Linked DNA regions of Homo sapiens: region 2 is linked to region 1. A link is a contact called in ENCODE Hi-C or POLR2A ChIA-PET data. All regions are on one chromosome and are shown on one strand. Each heading gives the region's core, a stretch centred on a gene start or an enhancer-like site at or near the end of the contact. The rest is flanking DNA. Distances are from core to core; before and after follow the strand shown.

Region 1 (7,834 bases), core at 3,570-6,069:
TTAAGAGATTGTATTGTGAAGCCACTAAGCAAAAATTATATGCCACATTTACAAAAAGAAAAAATATTTTCAACTAAAACAGTAACAAACATCTATAAGCAAATGTTTGCATTAAATTAGTGGAGGTGGTTTCCTTTTGTAAGTAAAAGCACACAGCATTAAAAGTAGTAACACTGATAAGTTAAAGATCCATTAAACTTTTAGCCCTATCCATGTTAACATGAACTTTATTGTAATTTAATTACATATATTTAGTTCCTATTTAGTTCATATTATGATAACTGTCCCAAATCCTTTTTGAAAGAAAGAGAAATGAAAATAAATAAATCTTGCTTTAACTGAAGGTACACTTAGAAAAATGAGATCTAATACAGAGTAACAGGCTGGTAGACCCTTTCAGTCACTTTCTCATATAGCTAGTAAAAAGCCTTGAATTTTTAAGCAGAATTTGTGCAGTTTTGAGAGGAAATGTGTTCTCATGGCCTTTCACCTCACAAACTCAGTTTTTGTTCTATTTTCTTCTGCATATATCTAGCACAATGTTATGCTCACCATGGAGTCTGAATAATTTGATGAAGATGATATGGTGAAAAGCAATAAAATAGACTTCGTGAATCTTAGAAAAATGTACGTCTCTCTCTTTCCCCTGCCTCGTGTACAAACACAACTACGAACACATATACTTCTGTTAAGTCATTTGTACCCTAACCTAATCCCAAAAAGGATAAGCAGTGACATATTTGTAAAATGCATAAATATAGCAACTGTTACAACAAAATAATGAATAAAAATAAATTCTAAAAGGAAAAACCAGTGAATGAACATACACAGGAAATCCTACCTGAGGAACATTGCTGTGATTGGGCCAAGTTCTAGTTCATCATTTCCTAACAGCCGAAGCAGAGACAACATGATGGATTACAGAGCCATCATTTTCTATGAACAGAAAGCACACCAGTTCATCAACAAAGATAAACTTTCCTATCCCTGAGTTCGAAGAAGAATTTGTCAAAATGATCTTTATGTAAGGGACAGGGAGCTCCATAATGTCCCCCATAGCAATTTTACAAGCAATATAGATACGTTCCACATGGCTATTCCTCATATTGCTCTGACACTGAAGCCAAGCACATTAAAAATTGTAGTTCTATAAAGGCAACGTGGGAAGTAAAGTTGGAAAATGAAGAGAGAAAGGAGAGGTTGGAAGAAAGAGAAGACACAGATCTGCATGTTTCTGCAACATGGCCTAATACAAGCTTATGCTTAAACAATATCTAAACTGAATAAATAATACTTTCAGAATATATTGTGGGAATATCAGCGTCTCCTCTGAGCTTCTAATGAAAGTTAATTGGTAGATAATTCAGATACACTAGGTCGTTAATCATGCCACCAGACACATAGATAACAAAGTTGGTATATTATTATAATTGAATAAATTATCATATGTTTGCCATATTGAACAGTCAAATCATATACACATGAAGTGGTCTGTAGACATGAGAAAAAAGTGGTCTGTTTTATTTCGTTTTGCGTTTCTTGAGAAAAATAGCTTTGTATTTTGAATAAGAGCAAGGCCAAAGTGTCAAATTCCGCCCCATATAGCGGTGTACGCTGATATGTGTGTAACTTAAACACTTCCTTGACTGATGTGTTTAACCGGCTTCACGGAGATCTTTAAAGCATTAAAATTGTATTCCAAAGCTCTATAACTTGCCAAGAAGAAAGACAAGAGTTAGCTGTGCAACCTGTAAAGGCGAGTTGGTTACCTATCACTTATCAAACTATTAGCTTGAAATTTGAAACTATCCTTTACAATATTAAATGAAGCTGGACATTGCAAGAGCTTTGTGGTTATTGTTGGGTTTGAATCTCAGCTCTGACAAATATTAAAGAAGGAGCTTAGACAAGTGCTTCAAACTTTGTTAGCTTCAGTTTCCTCATCTGTAAAATAGTGATAATAATATTTCCCCTGGAGGCTGTCTGGAGGTTGGGAGGTCATATGGTGAATGTACTGTGCCTGAAACCTTGTGTGCAAAATAGTCAATCAATCAATCAATAAGCCATAGCTATTAAGCATTTCGAATATTATAATCCAATCTTCAGAACTAGGTCCTCCTTTCTTTTATTTATTTATTTTTTTTGAGACGGAGTCTTGCTGTTTTGCCCAGGCTGGAGTGCAGTGGCGCGATCTTGGCTCACTCCAAGCTCCGCCTCCCGGGTTCACGCCATTCTCCTGCCTCAGCCTCCCGAGTAGCTGGGACTACGGGCGCCTGCCACCGCACCCGGCTAATTTTTTGTATTTTTAGTAGAGACGGGGGTTTCACCGTGTTAGCCAGAATGAGTCTTGATCTCCTGACCTCGCGATCCACCCGCCTCGGCCTCCCAAAGTGCTGGGAATACAGCGTGAGCCACCGCGCCCGGCCGGGTCCTCCTTTCTTTACAAGGAAGCAGAGACTCCAGTTCATTCCACAAACTGTTTGCTAAAGGGTTTGTGGCCTCTTAATACCAAAAACTATATAAAAATAAATGCATATGCAAATAAGAGGAAAAACTAAGCAGCTTTGTTTGTTTTTATAAGTAGCTTAGGTTGCAAACATACCTCTTGCTTTGGCTAATATGTGAACCATATAAATCGTGGGTTTTATTCTGTCCATACCTGTAGAGGACCAAAATATTTTTTTTTAGTAAGTTTAGATGAAGAGATTTCATGAAAACTATCTACAGCAATTTATGAAAGAAAACTTAATATTTCCATGATAATTTTTGTGAAGTTAAATTTTTACATAAATGAAAAGGTGGCACATCAACTGATACAGGAGCTTTGGCAATGTGTGAAATCCATTGATTTCTCTATGGCACTGAATTAACAATAACTTCTTTTAATAAACCACCATTTGACACAATTAGCTCACTTTTTACCAGTGGTAGAGCCTCAAAATGTAAAGAAAATCAAAGAAAGCTGACGGCATCCTAGGAGAATCACACTTTGCAATGAACTGATCATGAAATTTTGCCGGTTTTGAGTGTGTGTATGTGTGTGTTTTAATATGGATAAAAACTGCATTTCTCTCTCTCTTTCTCTCTGGTAATTGTATGAGTGGGAAGAGCTATAATTCTGCAAATCAACTATTGATTTTCTTTTATTTTGTATATTATCTGCAAGAATGGGACTGTATTGACTCTCATATCTGTTTATCTTCTCTCATGTAAAGGTTGGTGTCACAGAAATAATTTGGGTTTCTGAATTAGACCAACTTGTATTTTAACTCTGTTTTCTCCTATCAATTAGTTGAGAATCTTGAGACACACATGCACACATAGAAACATCTTCAAACCTTGGTTTCTTCATATGTAAATAGGGTTGATAACAACTATCTCCTACTTTAAAGTCAATTTTTCTTTCTTAGTGGAAGTAAAAGAACTTTTTCTTCCCCTGTACACGAAAGTACCATTATACAGGAACTGACCAGAGTATGAATGAAAGCTCAAGTGAGTTTCAATGGCAACTTTTTCCTCCAACACTGAGGAGATAAGGAAAGGGAAAGAATTTCAGTTAGCCAGGGATGTTAAGGGGTGTACATCTCTACCACTTCAGGCATGAGACACACCAATGGCAAAGGAGGACTGGGGTGTTATCTTGACAGCCACTTACCCTTAGAAACCCTTTTCCCTTCTAGCAAGCCAGAAGAAAAACAGAACTATCAGGGATCCTCAGAGGGACATGAACAGGCTGCCAGGCAAAATGTGTGTGCTGTGGTCCAGTATGTCCCAGAGAAAGGCTGCAAGTAAGCCCCAGCCAGTACTATAGGTCCAATGGGGCTGAGTGCAGCCTGACTCCTCTGAGGCAAGGAGAGATGGGGAGGTGGGGGTGGGGAGCCTCATCACATCTAGAGTGAGGGAGTGCTCAAGGGTGGGGTTTTTCAAGGGGTGCCAGCAAGACAGGGCAACCCCACCCAAAGAGATCTTTTAAAATGATAGATAAAATCCAATCCCACATTTACAGTGAATCTGAAATTAAACTGTGGCGGCATAGTCAATTGCCTCCAGTAATTCTATACCTAAAGCATACAACTTTCAAATTCCTTAGGGGCTGATTTTGCGTCCAGATAAAAATCTCATTACAAAATGGCTTCTCCTTGGAAGAGTTTAGACCCCAGGAAGAGGGATTTGTCCCAGGGACCCATTCCCAAGATGGGGGTGCAAATGAAACACTGTATGAAATGTGTCTGGCCCATAGGAGGCACTCAATGCCTGCTAGTGCCTTAATGTAGTTCTATTCATTTCTCCATTCTTCCAGAAAATATAGATTTATTGAATGTCTCCTATGTGGCAAGTATTGGCCGTGGTCCTAGAACTAAGCAATGACTAAGAGAGGGAAATCCACATGCTCATGGAATAAAAAGAGCAGTTTTGACCTGTGCTTTAAATGAGTTATTCCAGACATGGTCTTGGCAGTGCAGCTTGTTAGAAAGAGCACTTTACTAGGAGTTAAAAAGATTGGAATTCAACTTCTACCATTAATTAGTTATGATTTTGGAAAAGCCATTTAATGCCCTTCGATGTCAGTTTCTTTGGAAAAGAAGAAAAAAAGGAACTTTGGATGTATAAGTTCTAAAGCCTCTTTTGTCTGAGCATAGGTAACTACATGTTTATCAAACATGTGTCCTTGGGCTTGTTCATGCCATGCCAAGTTCACTAGCCTTTTCGAAAGTGCTGTTTTTCTTGCCTGACCCTATTACCACTCTCTCTTTATGCCTAGCTGACTAATAAAGGCAGCAGAGTTCTTTCAGCCCACTTTTAGTCATGATCCTGTGGCAAAACAGTTTGCAGATCAAAGTGACTACCAAGACTTAGAGTGCAACCATTGACAAACAGGTCTCGGTTACCCTCTCCAGCAGTGGACACTGCTCAGAAGCTGTCTACACCATGATTTAACACTGTGACCTTGTTTTGAAACAGTTCTTTTTGACACCAGATGTCCAACAATGGCTATGTTCGCAGACCTTGCACAGTACCTGCAATATTCATGGATGTCATTTTGCTCCAAAATGTGCTATATCAACAGCCTGTCTCAACACCATCTCCTGTCTCAGGTTTCCTGAGAAAAGGAAGGCACTGGGGTGAAATGAGGAGACTCCACTGGATTGATGGGTGAGCCTCAGCCTTATCTAGATTCCCCTATGTTTCAGGGTAGTTTTGTGCACTTTGGTGATGCTGAGAACAGATTGATGCCAATAAGCCATTTGAGATAAGAACTAATTGGAAACAGAAGGTTGAAGAATGATTATGTTGGGAATGAGCAAAGGGGACAGACAAGTAATTATTCCGGCAGAATTTCTTTACACAAAACGCAGATGGAAGAGGGAACAAAATTCCAAAGTCCGTGGCAGAAGTACGCAGCTGCACATTTCTTTTTTGCGGAAAAGCAAACAGAGTGATTCACTGGGTTGGTAATGGGCTTCGGGGATCCCTAGGGATTCACAATGTGCTGGCAGCCCACAGCATGTAAAATAACTCAGTGGCCTCTGTGTACTTCGCCTCCTCAACTGGCTGTAATTGTGAAGCACATGGACAAGATGGAAGGGAAGGACTGAGGAGAAGCGGCCTCCTGTTTACACATGAATCACGGTGGTGGTGTGTTGCAAAGAAGGCAGAAACAGCAACGCATACATATTCCACATTTGTAACAAGCCATAGATCAGACTGGACTGCACACTTCCATTCATAAATATGAGCTCATAACAAATAGAAATCAGGGAAAGTAGAATCTTGCACAATATTCCTCAAAATTATTATAGAGTCATCAGGCTGCAGTTAAATCGAGCTCTGTGATTTCAAAACTATGATTTGATTTGAAAGGCAAAGACAATAATAATTAGTAATCAGGGTAGAAAACTGAGCATCCACCCCCACCCACAAAGAAAAATCCATCAGCAGCAGTTTTACTCAGCGAGGCTAATTAAAAGCTGTCTAACACTGTAATGCGTACAAAAATACAAAATAAAGACAGAAAACCTTGCCTAGTTTTGGTCTCAGACTTAAACGATATCTTCCTTTGGCTATTTGTGTGTGTATATATATAAATATATATTTATAGTCAACAGTGATTTAAGGACAAACGCATTCAAAAAACATTCAAGGGCATCCCTCCTAAAGCATGATATAGTCAAAAGGAAACTGGACTCCTCACTGGATGGGAACATGAAGGACATTGCAGGCTTCACAGTGATGAGAGGAGTTATTAACATGTAGGAAATTATAGAGAAAAAGAAAAAAATAAAGAGATATAAGACCTTGGCCGGGCGCAGTGACTCATGCCTGTAATCCCAGCACTTTGGGAGGCCGAGGCGGGTGGATCACTTGAGGTCAGGAGTTCGAGACCAGTCTGGTCAACATGGGGAAACCTCGTCTCTACTATAAATACAAAAATTAGCTGGGTGAGGTGGCGCATGCCTATAATCCCAGCTACTCAGGAGGCTGAGGCAGGAGAATCACTTGAATCCGGGAGATGAAGATTGCACTGAGCCGAGGTTGCGTCACTGCACTACTGCCTGGGCGACAGAGCGAGAGTCTGTCTCAAAAAAAAAAAAAAAAAAAAAAGAGAGAGATATAAGACCTCATATGAGGTAAGAGCCATAATTTGGAAACACAGATAAGAAAAAAGGTAGGTACAGTTATTCAAAAAAGAAAAGAGGTTGGGCGCGGTGGCTCATGCCTGTAATACCAGCACTTTGGAAGGCCAAGACAGGTGGATCATGAGGTCAGGAGTTCAAGACCAGCCTGGCTAAGATGGTGAAACCCTGTCTCTACTAAAAATAAAAATAAAAAAATAGCCGGGCATGGTGGTGGTTGCCTGTAATCCCAGCTACTGAGGCAGAGAATTGCTTGAACCCAGGAGGCAGAGGTTGCTGTGAGCCGAGATTGTGCCATGCACTCCAGCCTGGGTGACAGAGTGAGACTCTGTCAGAAAGAAAGAAAGAAAGGAAAGAAAGAAAGAGAGAAAGAGAGAAAGAGAGAAAGAGAGAAAGAGAGAAAGAAAGAAAGAAAGAAAGGAAGAAAGGAAGAAAGGAAGAAAGGAAGAAAGGAAGGAAGGAAGAAAGGAAGGAAGGAAGAAAAGAAAGTGAGAAAGAAAGAGAGAAAGAGAGGGAGAGAGGGAGGGAGGGAGGGAGGGAGGGAGGGAGGAGGGAGATGGCAGTAATATATTTCAGAAGAAAAACAATAGTAGATTTCAGAGTAATAGATTTTTGGTGAGATGAGGTATGGACTTTTACAATGCTTGATTGGTTTAGGGTTTTTAAAAATTGATGTCAAAGTACATCCAGTTGCAACCTCTTCCCTGCCCCAACTCTCTTTTTCCTCTTCCCTCAAGCGTCTAAACTCCTTTCTGCTGTAGGCCGACACAAAGAGTTCTTCTGTTGGTCTGGCTCTTCTTGACTTTTCCCTCCAGCTAAATCACACTCAGTCTTCTGGCTTCATGGGTGTTTTTTGCACATGATGCAATGAAATCTGTAGTTATATATTTATTTCTGTGTTGGCTTAATGTCAGTCTTCCGTGCTACACAGTAAGCTGCCTTAAGCCGAGACTTGTCTGTCTTGTTCACCACTGTTCAATCTGGTCCTCGGCCAAGAGACTGGCACAGAGTAAGTGCTCAATAAAAGCTTGTTTCTGAATTGATAAACATCACCCCAAAACCTCTCACAGACCTTTGTTAGTAGGAAAATGGTTAGAAGGAATACAGCTGGATCAAGAGACTGATGTATGCAAACAAAATATTTAAATTTGAAAAAGTAATTTAAGCAGCATTTTGCTACTTACAGCTGGCTAAAAGTG
Region 2 (7,834 bases), core at 3,435-5,934, 45 kb after region 1:
AGCTTTTGAATTTCGAATGAAGGGACCTGGGCAACTCGAACTTATGATCTCATTTAATGAGGTTTTTTACTTGTTTGTTGGGGTTTTTTTTGCTGGACATTTATTTTGAAATTATTGTTACTAAAGTCAACGCCATCCTATAAGGACTGATCAAGTTTTCGGTGTAGAAGAGAATTTAAGGGAAGATTCCATATCAACAGCCTGGCATCAGAAAAGACTGTGAGTGAGTGCTATGGACTGAATTGTGTCCCCTCAAAATTCACATGTTGATGCCCTAACTTCCACTGTCATATTTGTGAGGTAATTCAGGTTATTACCTTTCAATGTCATGATATTTATGAGGTAATTAGGTTTAGGTGAGGTCATAGAAGGGGAGTCTCATGATAAGATTATTGCTTTTATGAGCATCAGAGAGCTTCCTTTCTATCTCTTTCTGCCATGTGAGGACACAGGGAGAAGGTAGCCATCTGCAAGTCAGGAAGAAAGCCATCATTGTGAAAGCAAATCAGCCCTGCACCTTGACCCAGGACTTACCAGCCTCCAGAACTGTGAGAAATAAATTCTTGTCGTTTAAGCCACCCAGTCCATGGTATTTTGTTACAGAACCCCAAATTGACTAAAACAGTGCAGAAACAGGAAAAGTGTTGCAATGATACAAAAGCTTCAGACCTCCTGCCTTTTAGTTTTTGCCACCTATGCTCCACAAGAGCATCAATGTGCCAGCCTTTAAATGATTTTTAGCATTGAGTTCGAAATCTTTGAGAGTAGAGTCAAATTCCCTAATAGAAAATAGAACAAGAGCCCACTTGTGCACATATAAAATTCTGTCAGGACCTAAAGGAAGGATCACCATAATCTGAACTTTCAACACATGTTCTTTCAAATATCAAAACTCCACTTTTAGTGTTTTATAAATGGTTAGGAAGTTCTTAAGTTGCTTCCTGTTATTATCACAAACAATTCCGCTAATGCATGAATGGAGAACTAAAACATAAACATAATTCCCCAAATGGGGGGGGATAGTGGTGAAGAAGGGACACCCACATTAAAAAGACACCAATCCCTATGACCTCCAAAACACACAAAACATTAGACTACAGAGGAAAACACAGATGTGAATATAAAATGTTAAAATTATAATTTGAAAAATGTAAGACATACATTTTTATTTAGGACAGAAAAAAAGTGAAAACTAAACAGAGGACAGATTTACATTGGAAATAATTTTATAAACTTCTACAGCAGCAAAAAAGCAACTTATGAGCTAAGTTAAATTCTTACATACGGATTCAAAGGCATTATATAGTAAAGTAATAGATATAACCCATTGGAGAAATAGATAGCAAAAAATAATTAAAGAATGCCTAAAACTAGAGAATGGAAACATGACAATTCAGAAATTATTTCTGTACTAAAAGTTTTCAATGTATTAAGGGTTCATTTATTTATTATTTTAATTAAGAGAGGTGGTGGTGTAAGTCTAACAGTGAAGAGATGAACTCTAGAATCAGTCTACTGAAGTTCAAATCCCGGATCTGATCTTCCCTAGCTGTGTGATCTTTGACTGGTGACTTAACCCCTCTGTACCATTTCCTCATCTGTGTAATGAAGTCTATTGTAATAGGCCAGTCAGAGGATAATTTAACACCTATAACGCACTGTAGCTGGCCCACTGTGAATGTTTCATAAACCTTGGCTATGCTTAGCCTTGTATACCTATCTCAGTGGCCCCTTCAGTAGTATATAGTTCTCAGCTCAGGCCGGTGCTAGGCTTGATTGACTCAGAAGGGGCAGATACAGTAGGAAACTGAGGAACCATGCTCTCATTTATGCGTATCTCTTGAACAATGTTACACTTTATGGTATGGCCCAGTGTCCTTCAAATCAGATTTATGTCATAGGAATAAGGCCAAAGAACAATCCCATTTTCTTTATTTTTCAAAGAATAAACTCACAGAATTATATTTCACCAGTTTCAAATACAATTCTTTGAATTTTAAGATTTCTTTTCTTTTTTTAAGAGGGTATTTTATTGAATAAAACCAGGCCCATTTGTTCCCTGATTGCATTTCTGAAGCTGCTCTGCCAAGACAACATCATCAATCAATAAGAGAATGTGTCAGCAGGGGGCTTCTCTTCTTTTTCTGAGGGTCTATGATGTTTGTTTTTCAACAGAAACTGAGCTCTAAGTAAATACAAATTTTTATTTCAGGGTAAATGTTTTCGAGTTCTACAGCACCTTTGTTTTCTGAGAATGTCAATTTTATTTTGGCTCCCAAGTTGATAGAAAAAGAAAGAAATCATTTAAAGTATCACATTTATTTCTTGCAACAAAATGGTCCAAGAAAATAGCCAAAATGTTCAATAAAACAAGGCATTTGCTAAATAAATAAAAACTCCACAGGCTAAATAGTAAATACATGTATGAATGCATGCCCACACGAGAAAAGGAGAATAAACAAATTCTGCCAGCCTTAAATAAAAAGTGCTATGGCATTATATATCTCTGTAAAGTTTATAAAACAAAAACAGAAACAGATTCAGTCTCTGTTTCCCCAAAACCTTGGTTCGAGTTTGTGTTCCGCCTTCTGAAAAAAAGGAACTTGAAATTAAACATGAAACATGGTCGTACTCAAATTCTTCAAAACATACTTGTTAGTGAAGTTCCAAAGTGTTGACATCAGCAGGATATTCACAAACATGTGGGAAACAATTCATGCACTTTTAGTTACTGATAGAGTATTTGTTTGCTGTTTTACATGTTAATTTAACAACGTCTTCTGAGAATCAGAGACATTCATGTCTCATATGGGCTATATCCTTTATATCAAAAACTGTCATTCATACATCCCTCCAAGTCTCTATAAAGTTGTCTGCAAGTTGAAGTTTTAATGAACACAGTTTAAAGGGCCACAAAATCAAGTGGAAGGTTGGCAACCATCTGTTGAATTTGTGTTCCATAGATAGACAATCCCCACCATTTAGAAACTGGAGTGGATTGTTTTGCCCTGAATGGTGTGAATTTCCTCTCCAGGCAGTCCAAAAACACAGATAATGACCACGTTGTACTGGAGAGGCCTGGCCTGCTAGCTTTGAGACCAGAAATAAAATCATACATTGTATTCCTTTTTGAGGAGGTCAACTTGCTTTATGCACACTATCAAATCAATTCTCAAAGCATTCCATTGAAATGAGCAAGAGGCAGCTACAATATTCACTTTACAGATGAATAACCTGAGGCTCCAAAAGGTTAAGCAGTTTTCCAAGGTCACGTTAGGCCAATTCCACATAACTGCAATTACCTGGGCAGTGCAGGCAAAAAGCAACAAACACAGAGCATAGAAGGCTTTTGCTTAAATAGAGGTACAGTACCTGCATCACTAACGAAAAACAAGGACTGGGTCAGATTTATCCAAATAAGCTGGCCTATATGCCCAGATGATTGACAATTTTCTATTCTACTTGCAACTGGAAACAGCTAGGCAGAGAGAGAACAGGAATGAGGTCACAGATCTGCTATTTATAGGATACCAGCCACCACACTCAGCTGCTTTTCAGTTAAGGTGAATATTGAATGTAATTTTCTTTCTCCAACTCCATACAGAGGAACTACTTTCAGAAAAGGAAATTATAGAATTTAATAATATTTCTTGTGACATGGTGATTTGCTTTGTGACAGTCTGCACAACTTTTACCACATATTCATCTGGGCTTATTGACCATAAATAAAAATGCAGTCACATTCTTTCTCTTACTCCATGGATTTTTTTTAAAAATAAAGCAATAAAGATTCCATGGGCTTTTTCTTTCCCTCCCACCTACAAGCTATTCATTGAATTTGCAAAGTTATAACAAAACAGAACGCCAGTCTGGACAAGGAAAGCACAACATAGCCATTTATGAGGTAAAGAATCTAAAGCCACCTGATTTGCCTGTTTGGCTGCAAGAGTTAATTCCTATGAAAAATACACTTCCTCCCATTTCCTTTGGCTGAGGCTTGTGAAGGCTGCAGACAGTGAGCGGGGGAGGGCCCGAAGCCTCTGGTCTTTTGATGTAGATATTGATGCATGACACTAGCCCCTGCGCTAAATATCAAGTTTTCTTTCTCTTCAGCATTCCTCCTAAATGGTGAAAAGGGATTCCTTTAGCCCAAATGCACAGAGAGTAGTCCTAGTTGCAGATAAAAATGGCTTGTGTTTTCTGTGACTCACCAATCATAACCAAAACTAAAACAGCAAGCTGACACAGAAAGGTTCGAGTGACGTTCGAGATTATAAATAAAAGGCAAAGAAACAAGAGAGGAACCTGCCTATGGAGTGTCTCCAATCTTTTAATTCAGAAGGGACTGAGGAAGATGAGGGGCTGAGAACTCTTTACCTTTCCTCCAGGGAAAAGACTCTTTACCAACCACCCAGGAGCGCTGGGCTTCCCAGGCAGCCTGGTGCTGCTGCAGCTGAGGCTGATCTGGTCCCAGGGCCCTGTAGCTGGTGCCTATGTTGACCAGATCAGGGATCTTCACTCTGGCGTGTGAGTAGCAATCCCCTAAACTAATCTCATACAGCATGCAGATGCCCAGGTGCTACCCAAACTGGCATTGATTTGGTCAGTTTGAAGTGGGTCTCAGGAATCTGCATTTTAACCAGAATCTCAAATAGACCTAGGACCATACTTGGAGGCTGAAAAATTTATTGATAATGCCACCTGGAGGGCATTTCCAGAACTGCTTACACATCCAGCATGCCAGAGCACCACCTGAAACCTTGCATTTGATGGATTTACAGATTTTTTTACAGATAGTTACATGTAAAGGCCTAAGAACAAATCTAAAAGATATCATTTAAAGACTTCTTTTTACTGGCAAAATGAGACAGAGGTTACATTTGTTTAAGCAGTCAGGGCTGCAGCTGTCAATTTGAAATTGACAATTGGTTTTATAGGGCAAGATTTGGCAAAAAAGATCAGAGACATTTTAACCCTACTATCCACTTTTTTTTTTTTAACACATAAAAGCTACTTGTGGAGAAGCATGGTGTGTGCATGTGTGTGTTTCTTCCACTGACCGGTATCTTCGTGCCTTGCCCCTCCCCCTCCACACCATATGCCAGTCTTTCTTCCCGTGCCCTCACTGTTCCCTTTGTCTCATTTGACAGCCCTCTTTGTCCTCCTTTTGCCATCATTCAGCTTATTGCCGATACAATAAAGCTCACAAAGAGGATTGCTCATTGGTGATGGTGTTGACCACTTTATGAAGAAGAGAAGAATTACTAAAACCACAACTCAATGTTTTTAACATTTGAAATATACAGAGTACATTCATATTGTGCCATTTGACTTTCAGAAAACAAACAAACAAAAAACCAAGGTAAATATAATTATGCCCAATGAAGGCTTGACATTGAGAGAGTGTTAGGGACTTGTTCAAGACCACATTTGAGTAAAGAGTAGAGCCCGAGCTTGGACCCACAAAAGTCACACTGCTCTTTACAGCTGTACCATTTAGAAGAAGGAGGACTCTTAGAACTACTCAGGTTTTTGACATGATTGAGGCGTTTCTGTTTGAAACTCAGGTTTTAAAAAACTGATTACATAAAACTACTGGACTGTAAACAGGATTCAATTTATCCTGAAGTAATTTGTCCAATGGTGTAAAGAAAAGCACTTTTTGCATTTTCCTAGAAAGGGGGCAGGAAATAAAAAAAAAAAACAGCATAGACCCATCATCCTGTAAACATGTCTAAGGCATAAATGCTTTTGTCTCAGTTATTTAGCCACTTCTGGGTAAATGCTTTTGTCCCGGTTATTTAGCCACTTCTGAGATTACTGGTGGTCTTCCAAGTCAATCCAGTGAATCTCTGTAAATTTTAAGGTTGGGCACTAATCTGCAAAAGAAAAATACTCAACCACCCATTCTGTTTTAGTTGGAAAAACTCAGAATTAACTGAAATATACAACAGAATTAAATGATGTTTTAACTCTTTTGTTAAATCAGTCAATGTGGTTAAAGCAACAATTCAGAAGCTACTACGTGTGGGCAAGCACAGCAGACAAGTCACGTAAAGAATTGCTTGAAAAAGCCAATTTAAGGTAGTCAACTCTCAAGTATAGCGCTGTCCTCCAGGTGTTGTAAAACATCCTGAACATCATTTGAAGCAAATATTCAAGCTATTCAAAATAGTTTGTAATTGGTTTGAAGGGGGTGTTTTAAAAAATAGCTTTGTTATTTACAAACTATTTTGAAGTAACTTTGGAGAATCAAAAAGAACTTAATGCAATTTTAATTTGCGTCCTTTATCACCAGATCAGGGAAAACTGAGTTTGCTAGGGCTATGATTCCCAGTAGTCCAAGGAAGGGACAGTGTGACCCTAAAAGCAAGTCGCAGAAACCTTCATTCAAAGATAGAGCTTTACAGTCAGATTTCTATCTTACATTTCTCCAAAGAGAAACTGACATCTCACATACCTCACGTGGCTGTTTGTTTTTGTTTGGTTTGGTTTTCCGGTTCAAAGTATGCTCTACCCTTCTCTGAGACCAATGCTTAGGACTGAGGCAATCATCTCATTTGATTGCTATGGGCAGCGAGGACTCTGAAAACTTGGCAGTACATGGACATTTCCTGCTTTATGGAGGTCAAGAGAAGCAGTGGCTGCAAATCTGAGAGAAAAATTTGACCCAAAAGAGAGATTTAATGACAAAGTGGCAATACAGAAACTAAATGAATTTTACTTGGACTTTATATGCAAAGGATGCTAAGTAAGTATTCAAGTGGACTTAGAAAGAAATTAGGCTGTGTGACTTAGCCTGCCCCAGTGTTCTCCCAAGCCCACCTGCATCTTCTGGAAGGTGATAATACTCAAAGGCATGTTACCTAGATTTTTTTTCTAACATACATTTGCATGATTGCATGTTAGAATTTGTTAGAAATGTTCAGATTTATCTGTTCTTATCTAATTGCACTTAATGGTCTACGAAAATGCCCATTCTTCGATTCTCTGGCGCCCTACCTCAACCTGCCTCCTTCATAGGGTACTCTTTCTTTGAAGACTCAGTAATACTGGTTTACAGGAATTGGGTAAGAAGTCACAGATAATGGCCGGGTGCGGTGGCGCACACCTGTAATCCCAGCGCTTTGGGAGGCTGAGGCGGGCAGATAACAAGGTCAAGAGATCGAGACCATCCTGGCCAACATTGTGAAACCCCGTCTCTACTAAAAAATACAAAAATTAGCTGGGCATGGTGGCACGTGCCTGTAATCCCAGCTACTCAGGAGGCTGAAGCAGGAGAATCGCTTGAACCTGGGAGGCAGAGGTTGCAGTGAGCCAAGATCACACAACTGCACTCCAGCCTGGCAACAGAGTGAGACTCTGTCTCAAAAAAAAAAAAAAAAGAAAAAAAGAAAAGAAAAGAAAAATGAAAAGAAGTCACAGATAGTGAAGTCACTATAGAGGTTCAAAATTTTCAAAATTGTCTTTGCTCTTCATCCTGTCATTTCTTCAACACAGTCACTCTCCCAGGGTTCCTTCACTTTCCAAGTGCCCAAGACTTGATTGATCCAACATCCCTGCTTCAGAGAATATAATCTGCTTTAACAAAATGAATTCCCACTAGGTAATTTATGACTTAATATATTCCTTCAGGCAAGAATTTGCAGAAAGATTAGACCAACTAATGATGGAGTATAGGGCATTTGCCTGTGGGCTGTTGGAAATTTGGAAGAATTTTCTTGGAGCCTCTCAAATACTGCTAAGTAGATGGCCAGCATCATCATTGTCTAATAAGCCTTTGATACAGGCAGGAGTCAGAGAAATTCTAGACAGACAGGCATGGGTCCCCAGT

Evidence for each region. A loop is a pair of places that touch in the nucleus more often than their neighbours do. ChIA-PET counts read pairs that join two places held with the same protein, here RNA polymerase II (POLR2A). Pooled maps may share reads with other maps.
Region 2: a map with no recorded cell type shows a loop between it and region 1 (11-fold over the local background). The contact joins two enhancer-like sites. A Hi-C loop is called at or near these places in 29 of 37 single-sample maps with no recorded cell type and 6 of 50 pooled maps. POLR2A ChIA-PET finds 5 or more read pairs at or near these places in 3 of 52 experiments (BJ, OCI-LY7 and naive thymus-derived CD4-positive, alpha-beta T cell).

The regions. Positions count from the first base shown.
Region 1 is chr6:139,923,901-139,931,734 of GRCh38, reverse strand. No RefSeq gene overlaps it. Among named protein-coding and RNA genes, the nearest start is that of LINC02941, 49 kb to the left of the region's middle. Within about 2 kb of position 4,819, at least 5 of the 41 ENCODE cell types and tissues checked have a DNase peak (open chromatin) inside an H3K27ac peak, as active enhancers do.
Region 2 is chr6:139,878,726-139,886,559 of GRCh38, reverse strand. No RefSeq gene overlaps it. Among named protein-coding and RNA genes, the nearest start is that of LINC02941, 94 kb to the left of the region's middle. RefSeq lists an enhancer at 1,821-2,361. Within about 2 kb of position 4,684, at least 6 of the 41 ENCODE cell types and tissues checked have a DNase peak (open chromatin) inside an H3K27ac peak, as active enhancers do.